2 separate regions of the Homo sapiens genome follow, and region 2 is linked to region 1. Evidence: chromatin contacts called from ENCODE Hi-C or POLR2A ChIA-PET data. All regions are on one chromosome and are shown on one strand. The core of a region is the stretch at or near the end of the contact, and the rest is flanking DNA. Distances in the headings are between cores, read along the strand shown.

Region 1 (6,810 bases), core at 2,630-5,129:
ATGGGACATATCTCAAAATAATAAGAGCTATCTATGACAAACCCACAGCCAATATCATACTGAATGGGCAAAAACTGGAAGCATTCCCTTTGAAAACTGGCACAAGACAGGGATGCCCTCTCTCACCACTCCTATTCAACATAGTGTTGGAAGTTCTGGCCAGGGCAATTAGGCAGGAGAAGGAAATCAAGGGTATTCAATTAGGAAATGAGGAAGTCAAATTGTCCCTGTTTGCAGATGACATGATTGTATATCTAGGAAACCCCATTGTCTCAGCCCACAATCTCCTTAAGCTGATAAGCAACTTCAGCAAAGTCTCAGGATACAAAATCAATGTACAAAAATCACAAGCATTCTTATACACCAATAACAAACAAACAGAGAGCCAAATCATGAGTGAACTCCCATTCACAATTGCTTCAAAGAGAATAAAATACCTAGGAGTCCAACTTACAAGGGACGTGAAGGACCTCTTCAAGGAGAACTACAAACCACTGCTCAATGAAATAAAAGAGGATACAAACAAATGGAAGAACATTCCATGCTCATGGGTAGGAAGAATCAATATCGTGAAAATGGCCACACTGCCCGAGGTAATTTATAGATTCAATGCCATCCCCATCAAGCTACCAATGACTTTCTTTAGAGAATTGGAAAAAACTACTTTAAAGTTCATATGGAACCAAAAAAGAGCCCGCATCACCAAGTCAATCCTAAGCCAAAAGAACAAAGCTGGAGGCATCACGCTACCTGACTTCAAACTATACTACAAAGCTACAGTAACCAAAACAGCATGGTACTGGTACCTAAACAGAGGTATAGGTCAATGGAAGAGAACAGAGCCCTCAGAAATAACGCCGCATATCTACAACTATCTGATCTTTGACAAACCTGAGAAAAACAAGCAATGGGGAGAGGATTCCCTGTTTAATAAATGGTGCTGGGAAAACTGGCTGGCCATATGTAGAAAGCTGAAACTGGATCCCTTCCTTACACCTTATACAAAAATTAATTCAAGATGGATTAAAGACTTAAACGTTAGACCTAAAACCATAAAAACCCTAGAAGAAAACCTAGGCAATACCATTCAGGACATAGGCATGGGCAAGGACTTCATGTCTAAAACACCAAAAGCAATGGCAAAAAAAGACAAAATTGACAAATGGGATCTAATTAAACTAAAGAGCTTCTGCACAGCAAAAGAAACTACCATCAGAGTGAAAAGGCAACCTACAAAATGGGAGAAAATTTTCGCAACGAACTCATCTGACAAAGGGATAATATCCAAAATCTACAATGAACTCAAACAAATTTACAATAAAAAAACAAACAACCCCATCAAAAAGTGGGTGAAGGATATCAACAGACACTTCTCAAAAGAAGACATTTATGCAGCCAAAAAACACATGAAAAAATGCTCACCATCACTGGCCATCAGAGAAATGCAAATCAAAACCACAATGAAATACCATCTCACACCAGTTAGAATGGCAATCATTAGAAAGTCAGGAAACAACAGGTGCTGGAGAGGATGTGGAGAAATAGGAACACTTTTACACTGTTGGTGGGACTGTAAACTAGTTCAACCCTTGTGGAAGTCAGTGTGGCGATTCCTCAGGGATCTAGAAGTAGAAATACCACTTGACCAACCAACCCATTACTGGGTATATACCCAAAGGACTACAAATCATGCTGCTATAAAGACACATGCACACGTATGTTTACTGCTGCACTATTCACAATAGCAAAGACTTGGAACCAACCCAAATGTCCAATAAGGATAGACTGGATTAAGAAAATGTGGCACATATACACCATGGAATTCTATGCAGCCATAAAAAATGATGAGTTCATGTCCTTTGTAGGGACATGGATGAAATTGGAAATCATCATTCTCAGTAAACTATCACAAGGACAAAAAACCAAACACCGCATGCTCTCACTCATAGGTGGGAATTCAACAATGAGAACACATGGACACAGGAAGGGGAACATCACACTCTGGGGACTGTTGTGGGGTGGGGGAAGGGGGGAGGGATAGCATTAGGAGATATACCTAATGCTAAATGACCAGTTAATGGGTGCAGCACACCAGCATGGCACATGTATACATATGTAACTAACCTGCACAATGTGCACATGTACCCTAAAACTTAAAGTATAATTAAAAAAAAAAGTTAGGCAGAAGCTATACATTTGTTAACTTAAATAAAACTTTCACATACCTTATTGTTTTTGAAAATTTGCAAGCCTAGAATAACAAAATAATGGAGGACCATATGAAGACTTGACAATAAACAAACTGTAATAGATTTGAGCCTACGACGTATTTTGTTTTCACCACTCAGAGAAAAAGATAAACCAGAATAATGCTGGAAATTGGGTTGTCCTGCTCCTTCTATGGTTTCTTAGATTCATTCTCCAATTAATGTAATTTCAGTTAACTAAGCTACTTTTTTTATCGGCTGATTGTTAACCAGTCACAATCTGTATTTTGTGTTTCTGACAGTAACCACTCACTGCATTCAACTGCAGAAGCAAAATCACCCACATCACTTTTATAACAAAACATGTTTACAGCAAAATCTGAGTATGTTCCTAATGACTTTTCTAAGTTTGTAACACATATGAATCATCTTTGCAATGTTACTGGTCAAATGTCTGAATTTAGATATCTTAGTAAGAAATAAGAAAAGGAAGATGCATGCTTCAAAGTGTTTGCCTGTGGCTATTTCTGTTTCTGAAGTTTTAATGAAAGTGGTGTAAGTGAAGATGAACTGAAAGTCTCAAAATACCAAATCGGCTACAAATTGAAACTCTAAAAATAATGAAAGGTTATGTCTACCAGCAGCTCTCTAAACAATCCCCATCTACAGATTTTTTTTTTTTTTTTTTTTTTTGAGACGGAGTCTCTCTCTGTCACCAGGCTAGAGTGCTGTGGCGCGATCTCAGCTCACTGCAACCTCCTACTCCCTGGGTCAAGGGATTCTCCTGCCTCAGCCTCCTGAGTAGCTGGGATTACAGGCATGTGCCACCATGCCCAGCTAATTTCTGCATTTTTAGTAGAGATGGGCTTTCACCATGTTGTCCAGGATGGTCTCAAACTCCTGACCTCGTGATCCACCTGCCTCAGCCTCCCAAAGTGCTGGGATTACAGGTGTGATCCACAGTGCTCGGCCAGATTTTCTTTTAAATTAATTCAGCCAATTCCTCTCCCTTCCCTGAGTCTCACTATTTGAGTACTGTAGCCCTGAACATCTGCATTATTGAAACAAGTAGCTGTGAATAAATCACTCTGTTTTGTTATACTTACATGGAGGATACATTTTAAAGCTACTTTTAAAACAGTATTTCAAGAAAAAAAGAAAGTCATTTTGGAAATAAAATCCAAGAAATATTGGTCAATATTAACTAAAGTGTGAGAATTAATTCAATCATTAGCAAGTACATTTTCCTTGCTTCACGGCGGGCAGGCAGGACTTAGGTATTTACTGATTGGCTCCTTCAATATAGGTAAGGAGGGAATAAGAGACAGTCATAACTTAAAAGTTAATTAAGAAATTCAATTGAAGGCACTCAACTGCAAAGTTAAAAGACTTTAAAATCTGAAGTTAAGCACATGCCGTTTTTTCCACATAACCCACCGAGTTTAGATGAGAAGTGATAAGGGCAACTCCCCCTAGCAACAAGTCCTACTGCACTGGTAGCTGCTTGTTCAGCTGCAGGCACTCTAGACTTAAAGGAGGCTATTTCAGAGAACGAATGGAAAGAAACCTATTATTTTTTTAGAGATGGCTTCATAAGGATATTCTAAGTTATCAGAAATGCTGCTTGGGGAAGTGTGTGGTACTACCCCTGGATCCAGAATAGGGGAGGAATGAAAAGAAGAAAGACTTAACATAATTTCCCCTTTTTCTCATTACTGAGTCATTCTTCTACCCTGAAAAAGTCCTCTTCACAAAAAGCAGACTGAGGAGATGAAAGAACTATAATATATTAGGAAACATAGTAATTACAACCCTTATGTGTACTTTAATTATATAATGTGTTCATCAAAATGAAGGGAGATAATTTTCTATTTCTAAGACTAAAATTATATCATTCCAAATAGTGTAATAGAACTAGGGAGGAGAACATTAATATGGCCGCTATATTCATACTTTTTTATATATGTTGAAATACCAGAAGCTATGTTAGGCCTTGTAGATAACACAGGAATATTTTGAGACACAATTTCCATTTTATAGAAATTTAATTTCTAAAGGAATTATTTAAACATTAATTTAACAACAGATAAACTTTAATCTTATTTTTACTTTATGATATTGTAATATTTGACATTGGCCTTGAAAATCTGATAGGCACTTCAAAAAGACAGAACTCTGGTTTCCTTTTTGCAAACTATACTGCACTAGCAGCGCCCTCATTCTGTTACTGGTAGCATCATTCTTTCCTCTGTTCAGGCCAAAAACCTTGGTCCAGAGTTTCTTAACTTCAGCAACGTCAGACAATTCTTTGTTGTAGAGAACAGCATTATATGCTTCATAGGATATTTAACTGCACCCCGGCTTCTACCCACGAGATATCTGTGGTATCTTCCCCAACTGTGACAAGCCAGACACTGTCTCCAGACGTTGTCAAATATTCCTGGGAGAGAAAAATCACCTTCAGTTAAGAGGCACTGTCTCAGAGTTACTACGGACTTGGCTCTCTCTCTGTCACATCCCACATAAATCTCTCAGCAAATCCTATCAGCTCTGCTTCAGAACAGACTGAAAATACAAGAACTTCTTATACCTCTGCTGCTCTCACCTTGACCCAAGCTGCTTGATTCAAATTCTGGATTACTCCAAGGACCCCTATCCTGTCTCCTTGCTTCCACATTTGGCCATGTACATCCTATTCCCAACAAACCAGCCAGACATACTATCAACACATTATAAACTACTCTAAAAGTGAGAAAAAATGGCTTGAGTGATTCCCCATGGTCCATATTCATGACTATACTGTGTGAAAACACGCTAATATTACTATGAAGACAGTCGTGGTAAAATTAGTCTAAATGTTGGCTAGACCTAATTCAGCCCCACATAAAAGATACTTTTACATTCAGATGATCAAAGCAAAGCAAGTATTTATTGAGTGCTTACTGTGTACTTGATCCTACAGTCAGAGCAGAATTTCAGTATAAGAAGCTGGAGATCAAATAATATTTATGAAAATATTTCTACTTTGTACCACAAACAACAGGTTAAAAATAGCACTTTTTACTAGAGCAATTTTTTAAGCAAAAGGTTAAAAAAAATTCTGAGAAGCTCTTTTAATTGGTTTTTATGAAAAAAGGTTTGTCTCAGGGTCTAAAGTAATAAATTTCCAAAAATGATCCGCTACATATTCCTTTAAATTGAATAATTTTGCATTGATTACAGAGAAAAAATGAAGTGGGAAGGCAGATCCCAGGGTCCCAAATGTGATGATTTTAGCTCTTCTAATTATTGAAAATGTAGTTTATAGATACTTTATTCAACATTAATGGAGAGAAAAAGAGTTTGTTCCTTCTTTTGTCAGACTGAAAAAAAGGTCTTAACAAATTGACCAATGAGAATGCAATTGTAAATGAAGAATAATTAAATAACTGGAGGCCGGGCACAATGGCTGACTCCTGTAATCCCAGCATCTTGGGAAGCCGAGGGGGGCAGATCACTTGAGGCCAGGAATTTGAGACCAGCCTGGCCAACATGGCAAAACTTCATCTCCACTAAAAATACAAAAATTAGCTAGGCATGGTGGCACGCACCTGTGGCCCCAGCTATTCGGGAGGCTGAGGTGAAAGAATCACTTGAACCCGGGAGGCAGAGTTTGCAGTGAGCTGAGATAGTGCCGCTGCACTCCAGCCTGGCTGACAGAATGAGACCCTGTCTCAAAATAATAACAATAATTGGAGTTGTGGCATTTCATAAAATTTTTATTTTGTAGTTATCATCTACCCCGGCAATGTTTGCATTTTGCCAAACAAATGAAAATGTTATTCCCTTGCAAAAGTGCCTGGAGGATAAAGTTATTAATTTGCCTAATACCCTGTCTCCATGGGAGAGCAAGCTGACACGAAGTTTTCTAGAAACTACTCTGTTTTGACCATTTTCCCTCTCTATTCCTTTAGAAACACAGTCAAGTGTCATTGCTGGCTAGATATTAAAGATTTTCTGTTAATTTCAGCTCACAAGTTCTGAGACAGGTTAAAAGAGGAAGAAAATTTTTCTCTTGTATTTGAAAAAAAATCCTTCTTAAAGTTATGAAACTTTAAGTTATGAAACTAAAGGTTCAAACTTTAGTTATGAAACTAAAAGGGAAGAACAAAGTAGACCATTCAGAATACATTAACTTTCATCCAAAGGTTTCAGTGTGTTTGGCAGATAGCACATTATTAAAACACAATTCTAATAAGTTCCAAGAAATTCTTCTCCCAATTGTACAGCCACAAAAGTTAAGGCTTGGGGAGATGAAGAAATTTATAGCCCAGAAAAAATAAAATAAGGCTAAGGAGAAAACAAAATCCATCAATTCTTATGTCTGAAAACAATGAGAATAAAATAAAAACGAGACAAAAATTATTTCCTTGTTTCAGTCAATAGAAAATTGTTCCAAAACACCATTGCAATGTTACATTTTTATAATTTATTTACTTTTTAATTTTGACTCTATTTTTCACTATTCTACATAATTTGCTGTAAACATTTTTTTTAAAGCAGCTTACACTCCAGCCAAGAATAGTTTCAAGGAACTCTGAAAGGAGCGAAGTTAAACAACACT
Region 2 (6,810 bases), core at 1,872-4,371, 48 kb before region 1:
TCCTTTGTGTACATACACAGTAATGGGATTGCTGGGTCAAATGGTAGTTCTGTCCCACCAAGAGTGTATAAGCATTCCTTTTTCTCAGCAACCTCGTCAGCACCTGTTATTTTTTGACGTTTTAATAACAGCCATTCTGACTGGTATGAGACGGTGTCCCATTGTGATTTTGATTTGCATTTCTCTAATGATCAGTGATGTCGACCTGTATTTTCATATGCTTTTTGGCTGCATGTGTGTCTTCTTTTGAAAAGTGGTCATGCCATTTGTCCACTTTTTAATGGGGCTTGTTTTCTTCTTGTAAATTTTTTGAAGTTCTTTATAGATGCTAGATGTTGGACCTTTGTCAGAGGCATAGTATGCAAATTTTGCTCCCATTCTGTAAGTCTTCTCTTTACTCTGTTGATAGTTTCTTTTGCTGTGCAGAAGCTGTTTAGTTTAATTAGATCCCATTTGTCAATTTTTGCTTTTGGTGTCTCTGTCACGAAATATTTGCCTATTCCTATGTCCAGAATGATATTGCCTAGGTTGTCTTCCAGGGTTTTTACATTTTATCCATTTTGAGTTGATTTTTGTATATGTTATGAGGAAGGGGTCCAGTTTCAATCTCCTGCATATGGCTAGCCAGTTATCTCACTATCATTTATTGAATGAGTCCTTTCCCCACTGCTTGCTTTTGTCAGCTTTGTTGAAAATCAGATGGTTGTACGTGTGCGACCTTATTTCTGGGTTCTATTCTGTTCCATTGGTCTATGTGTCTGTTTTTGTACCAGTACCAGGCTATTTTCGCTGTGTAGTATAATTTGAAGTTGGATAGCATGACTCCTCCAGCTTTGTTCTTTTTGCTTAGGACTGCCTTGGCTATTTGGGCTCTTTTTTTAGTTCCATATAAATTTTTAAATAGTTTTTTTCTAGTTCAGAGAAGAATGTCATTGGTAATTTGATAGAAAAAGCATTAAATCTATAAATTTACTTGGGCAATATGGCCATTTTAATGATATTAGTTCTTCCTATCCATGAGCATGGAATGTTTTTCCATTTGTTTGTATCAACTCTGATTTCTTTGAGCAGTGGTTTGTAGTTCTCCTTGTAGAGATCTTTCACTTCCCTGGCTAGGTACTTTATTCTTTTAGTGGCAATTGTGAATAGGCATGTGTTCCTGATTTGGTTTGTGTCTTGACAGTTGTTGGTATATAGGAATGCTAGTGATTTTTGTACATTTTGTATCCTGAGACTTTGCTGAAGTTGTATATCAGGTGAAGGAGATTTCCTTATTTATTTGTGTGCTGACAAGGGGTCATTAATAAAATGCTAAATTGAAGTGATGATAGTAAATATTCTTAACTTAGTCCTAGTAGTAAAATGGATGCTTTTAATATGTCATCACTGGTTATGATGATGGCTGGAGGTTTTTTTTAACAAGATACTGTGCTCTTTAACATTTCAAGGGGTTCCCCTCTATTCCTAATTTACTAAGAATTGTTTTGTTTTCATTTTAATATCAGGAATGGGTGTTACATTTTATTATTACTATTTTTATCTGTGGAGATAATCATATGATATTTTATCTTGTAACCTGTTATGATATTAATAATTAATTATTAAATCTTAAGTGAAGCAGAGCAGATACTATATCTATATAACCATTTCATTTCTCTCCTGGGCACTCAGCAAAATTTTACTTCCCAGGCACCTTTGCATCTAGGTGAGATCATGTGACTGAGTTCTGACAACTACTAAGAAAGGCAGAAGGGTAGTGCTCAGGGATTGTAGCCCTAGAATGCCATGCTTTCTAAAGACCTCAAGAATAGACCTACATTCTATTTATTTATCTATCCTTAATAGTTTAAAGGGTACTGGGAATATAGAAGGCACAGATAAAAGTTTACTGAATGGCTGATTAAATGAAGCCACCTAATCTTTTGGAGAGTTTCAGTATCTATAAAATAGGGATAATTTTAACAATGCATACTTAAACGAACATAGAGATAACTTGGAGATTAAAATTAAATAAGGCATGTGGAATTTGTAAACTGTAGGACTCTATAGAAAAGATCATTTTATTTTGTTCTTTTATTCTCCCAGGAGAATTTATTTTGTCAAATGATAATAGATATGAAGGTAAAATTGCTTTCTTAGGCGATTTGAGCTCTGTTTTATCAGAAGAATTTAAATATGGTCTGAAAAACCCCTTGGTGGGGTTGTCAGGAAGCGGATGCCAACAGAGTGCGCCCTCTGACTTCTTGACATCAGCCTCCTTTCCAACTGAATTGCACCGTGATGGAATAGAGCAGGAAGACGAGTAAGATATGCATTCATCAGGGTTATTTTTAGTAGGGGAAGACAGTAAAGTGGATAAGAGGATAGGCTTGAGATTCTGACAAATTCATTTTAAATTCCAACTTCCATGTCCTAAATATATGACTTTGGGGAAATTGTTATAAATATCTGTACCTCTGTTTTCTCATTAGTAAATGGACCTAAAAAAAAAGAGTCTTACACAGAGGGCTGTTTTGAGGTTTAAATAAAGTTTATAGATGTGAAGTGCATAGCATACTGCTGATACATGGTCAGGGATTAGTAAATAGCAGCTATTTGTTAACATCATTTTTCTTTTAAGTCCTGTTTGGTAACTAATTTGGTAATTACTAGAACAGAGTTTTCATACTCCATAAACATCTATTATTATTATTTATATTTATGGTCTAATATTACTATACATATTGAAAAGTGATCACAAATATACATATATTACTCACAGTAACATATGCTGAAGAATAAACGAGGCCTGAACAAGAAAGTATTTGATATGTCTGTGAGTTTTCAGGTTCATTTTGCAGGGAGATTTTCTTTGGCAAATTAGGAAATGAAGACCAGCAATCCTCTGACCTAAAACTAGTCCAAGTTCTGAACAGCAATTTCCTCAGCTCTCTCAGATCATTATGCCACCTACCAATGACAGGCAGGTGGAGATCGGAAAAAAAGAAGCCTATCATTTCCTTTTTCTTCTAAAAAAGAAATACACAATTAACAAGTAATTTATGACCCAAACCAGCTGCGTTGTGAGTACTCAGAACTCAGGGTGCAATAGTCATGCTGGTCTCCTTTTCATTTCCGGTTGAGGTAATCAACTTTCATTCTTGTGCCGGAGACATCAGTGACCTAATTTTTGCCTAGGACAATAAATGGTCCAACTTTAATAATGTTCATTAGCGGTCCATTCCTTTTTTCAAGAAAATAGCACATATTGGGTCCTGCACATGTGTCCAAAGAGCAGAAACTCTTTTCAACTATTTCTATTTCTAACAAAAAATAAAAAATCTATAAGGGATCCCTGCTTGTTATTACCTATGTGTTTATCCAGAAGTTTCTGAGGATCTAAAGTCTGAATTTAAAATCAACTTGTATTTTATGATTATTATAACCACCAAAGAATCAATGGAGCATATTATTGGAAATATTTTGCTAGACACGGTGAAAATAAAAGTTAAATAACGTTCTTATCTCAGTCAAAATAAAATACTAATTCAAGAAGCACAAGGACGCATTCAAACATTTCTCTGGTGAGGGAAAAAAAAGCACAAACAGGTCATCCATATTTCAGCATTCTCTTTACCCACAACATCTGGTAAAAATATATCCTTGCATGGGTGTATAGTAGTGATATTAGCAAAGAAATCTGAATTTAAAGTACTATAAAGGCTGGGTATGGTGGCTGATGACTGTAATCCTATCAATCAGTTTGGGAGGACAAGGTGAGAGGATTTTTTGGCACCAGGAGGTAACAGCAAGGGCAATATAGCAAGACTGTGCCTCCACAAAAAATTTTTAAAAATTAGCCAGGCTTGGTAACATGCTCCTATAGCTCTAGTTACTCAGGAGGCTGAGGCAGGAGGATAACGTTAGCCCAGGAGTTCAAGGCTACAGTGAGCTATGATAGCACGACTGCACTTTAGCTGGGTGACAGAGCAAGACCCTGTCACAAAACAACAACAAATCCACTATAAACAAAATAAGGCGTTCATTTAATATATCTCAAAAATACATCTTTTTGGCTGGGTGCAGTGGCTCACGCCTATAATCCCAGCACTTTGGGAGGCCGAGGCGGGCGGATCACGAGGTCAGGAGTTTGAGACCAGCCTGACCAACATGGTGAAACCCCGTCTCTACTAAAAATACAAAAATTAGCCGGGCATGGTGGTGCCTGCCTGTAACCCCAGCTACTCAGGAGGCTGAGGCAGGAGAATCACTTGAATCCAGGAGGTGGAACTTGTAGTGAGCTGAGATCACGCCACTGCACTCCAGCCTGGGTGACAGAGTGAGATTCCATCTCAAAAGAAAAAAGAAAAAAAAAAACAAAAACAACATCTTTTTGAAAAGCACGTGTTTCAGGGAAATGTGTTTTGTGTCTAGTGGAAATCTGTTTCACTAGATTTTTAAAGTATATTAATGATGGTTAGTTATAGAAAAATGTTGATATAAAAGTGGACTCTATATTAAAATTTCTTATTATGACAGATGAGTTTTAGTAAGCAAGATGAAATTTTACATTATCAGTTCTTAGCTAGTAGTTTCCACAGTACATTAATCATTTTTATTTAATAAGCAAAATGTATTTTTATTAAATTGCTTTACAATATGGTATATCCAGTGATTCAATGGATGTAACATTTAACAGATTGGAGGTCCATCAAAAAAAAGAATTTCTCTAACAATTTTACATCTACACATCACATAAAGTAGTTTAAAGTTACTCAGTTCATCCCCCTACCAATGCCTGAATTCTGTCTTCATCCAGCTTGAGGAAGATCACTTCATAGTGGTCACCTCCGATCTTTTTTAAGTTCTACTTCATACCCAGCTGAAATCTGGCTCTTGAGAATATCTGTGCCCTCTCCCCTGCAACCATTGGCTGAGAATATCCTATGGTTCTTGACATCTTTAAAGACACCTACCATGCCCCCATTGTCTTCCTTTCCCCTCTTGATATTTTATTCATCTGTTAAGAAAATTAACCTCCAGACCCCTCATGACTCAGATATTCCTCCTAAATCTATGCTTATTTGTCACTATAACTGTTACAGCCTGGTGCTCTAAAACAGTATCCAACATGAGAAGCCATAGAAGAGAGAATAAAAACATGAATTCTAGAGTCAAACTGTCTTTTTTCACATATAAACTTTACTCCTTGTTAGGTACAACTTTGAGCAAGTTCCTGACCTTCTCTCTGCCTCATTCTCTTCATCTATAAAATACAGATAACACTAGCAATTAACTCATATGACCGTTGATAGCTGAACACGATGCCTGCATGTGGTAAGCACACGAAAAAATGGTCATTTCTAAAAATGCTGGACTATAACCTTCCCTATCTACATAATGGAATTCAATCAAAAGGTTCTAAAATGTTGCTATCTCTACAGGTGTTCTGATTACATGGTTGTTGCTCACAGTGAGTGTGTAGTCACTTCCCACGTGAATATTTACATGCATGCAAGTCATATTATATTCATTCAAGTAATTATTGAACTTCAATATGTATATGTCTTATTTGTACATGTATATTCGTATATTTTGTTAAATTTTCTTGTTAGAGTCAAAAAATTAAAATTTAAAATATAGTATCTGTCATATGTGTAAATTTTAATACTTTATAAATAATTTTTAAATATATCCTATATAAACTTGGTAAAAATCTCATATTTCATTAATTTTATAATTTGCATTTTCTCATTTTATATTTTTTAATTTGGGATACATCTTATAGACAATGGTAGATCATAATTCAAATTATAGTGTGTTATTATTCTTAGTAATACCTAAAATGATGGTATGTCTTACATTTGATTTGGTCTCACATTAACTGAACTATGGTTTAAATGTGAAGAATAGGTATATCAATCATAAAAAGCAACAAAATCTAAAGGAAACTCTCATCTTTTCTACTTTCCTAAGTGATTCCATTCTACTTAGATTTATCCACTCCAAACTTTTAAAACTTATTGACCCTTGGTCAATCAAAGTACCTTATGATGTTTTCTTACTTTTCATTAAAAAAATTCTATCTGGTTGCTTATACATTCAAAAATCTTTAATAAGCCCTACTATATGCCAGATACGGTACTGAGGACATAGTACTTAAAAACAAAGAACAAAATATAAGTTAACAAAAATGAAATGTAGAACCTGTCCTCGGAGTTTCCTTTGTAATTAACAAAGAGAAATATATGCCATATGATGCCACTTATTACTAAGTTGTTAAAAATATTTTTAAATAAATGAAGACAAAGAACTGAGTATCATAGTTTTTAATCCCTCCACAGGTCACAGCACATCGTCTTATATCCAGTAAATGGAAAATACATTCAGTACTTCATGAAGGTACTTTGGCAAAAGTTACATTTAGATACTGCCCAACTTCTCCTATCACTACCATATTTTTTCTTATTTTTTGATGGCCTCCATTCCAAAACTATCTTATAAGATAATTTTCTCATGGTGGTCAATAAATTTTAACTCATAAATAAGGGGTTTGATGCCAAGACTTCAACACATTCTCATAAGCATTTTTAGAAAAGTTGAGGAAGAAATGGTTTCTTTGACTAAAAGGCTGGAAGCTACAATGATAGAAAGAAGATATATTAAAGTGCAGTATTAAAAACCTGTATGCAAATGTACATAGTGGATCTACTAATAAATCTGACAAATGGGGTACAACCTAAATATTTTTCAGCAACTAACTGGACAAAAAAAAACTGTATATATGCATACAATTGAATTGAATACTACTCTGCAGTGAAAAGTAAGGAG

Evidence for each region. A loop is a pair of places that touch in the nucleus more often than their neighbours do. ChIA-PET counts read pairs that join two places held with the same protein, here RNA polymerase II (POLR2A). Pooled maps may share reads with other maps.
Region 2: a loop to region 1 is called in a pooled map, with 2.1 times the contacts of the local background. The contact joins two enhancer-like sites. A Hi-C loop is called at or near these places in 2 of 168 maps with a recorded cell type or tissue (B cell and OCI-LY7), 27 of 37 single-sample maps with no recorded cell type and 6 of 50 pooled maps. POLR2A ChIA-PET finds 5 or more read pairs at or near these places in 2 of 52 experiments (OCI-LY7 and activated B cell).

Annotation. Positions count from the first base shown.
Region 1 is chr4:85,656,885-85,663,694 of GRCh38, reverse strand. The region is part of intron 2 of ARHGAP24 (Rho GTPase activating protein 24); the gene reads right to left. LOC105377319 (a long non-coding RNA gene) reads right to left here. Exons shown (of 3, transcript XR_938955.4): 3 at 4,234-4,647. Among named protein-coding and RNA genes, the nearest start is that of MIR4451, 62 kb to the left of the region's middle. Within about 2 kb of position 3,879, at least 3 of the 41 ENCODE cell types and tissues checked have a DNase peak (open chromatin) inside an H3K27ac peak, as active enhancers do; they include B cell and OCI-LY7, where a contact is called at or near this core.
Region 2 is chr4:85,704,107-85,710,916 of GRCh38, reverse strand. The region is part of intron 2 of ARHGAP24 (Rho GTPase activating protein 24); the gene reads right to left. Among named protein-coding and RNA genes, the nearest start is that of MIR4451, 15 kb to the left of the region's middle. RefSeq lists an enhancer at 3,076-3,225. Within about 2 kb of position 3,121, at least 3 of the 41 ENCODE cell types and tissues checked have a DNase peak (open chromatin) inside an H3K27ac peak, as active enhancers do; they include B cell and OCI-LY7, where a contact is called at or near this core.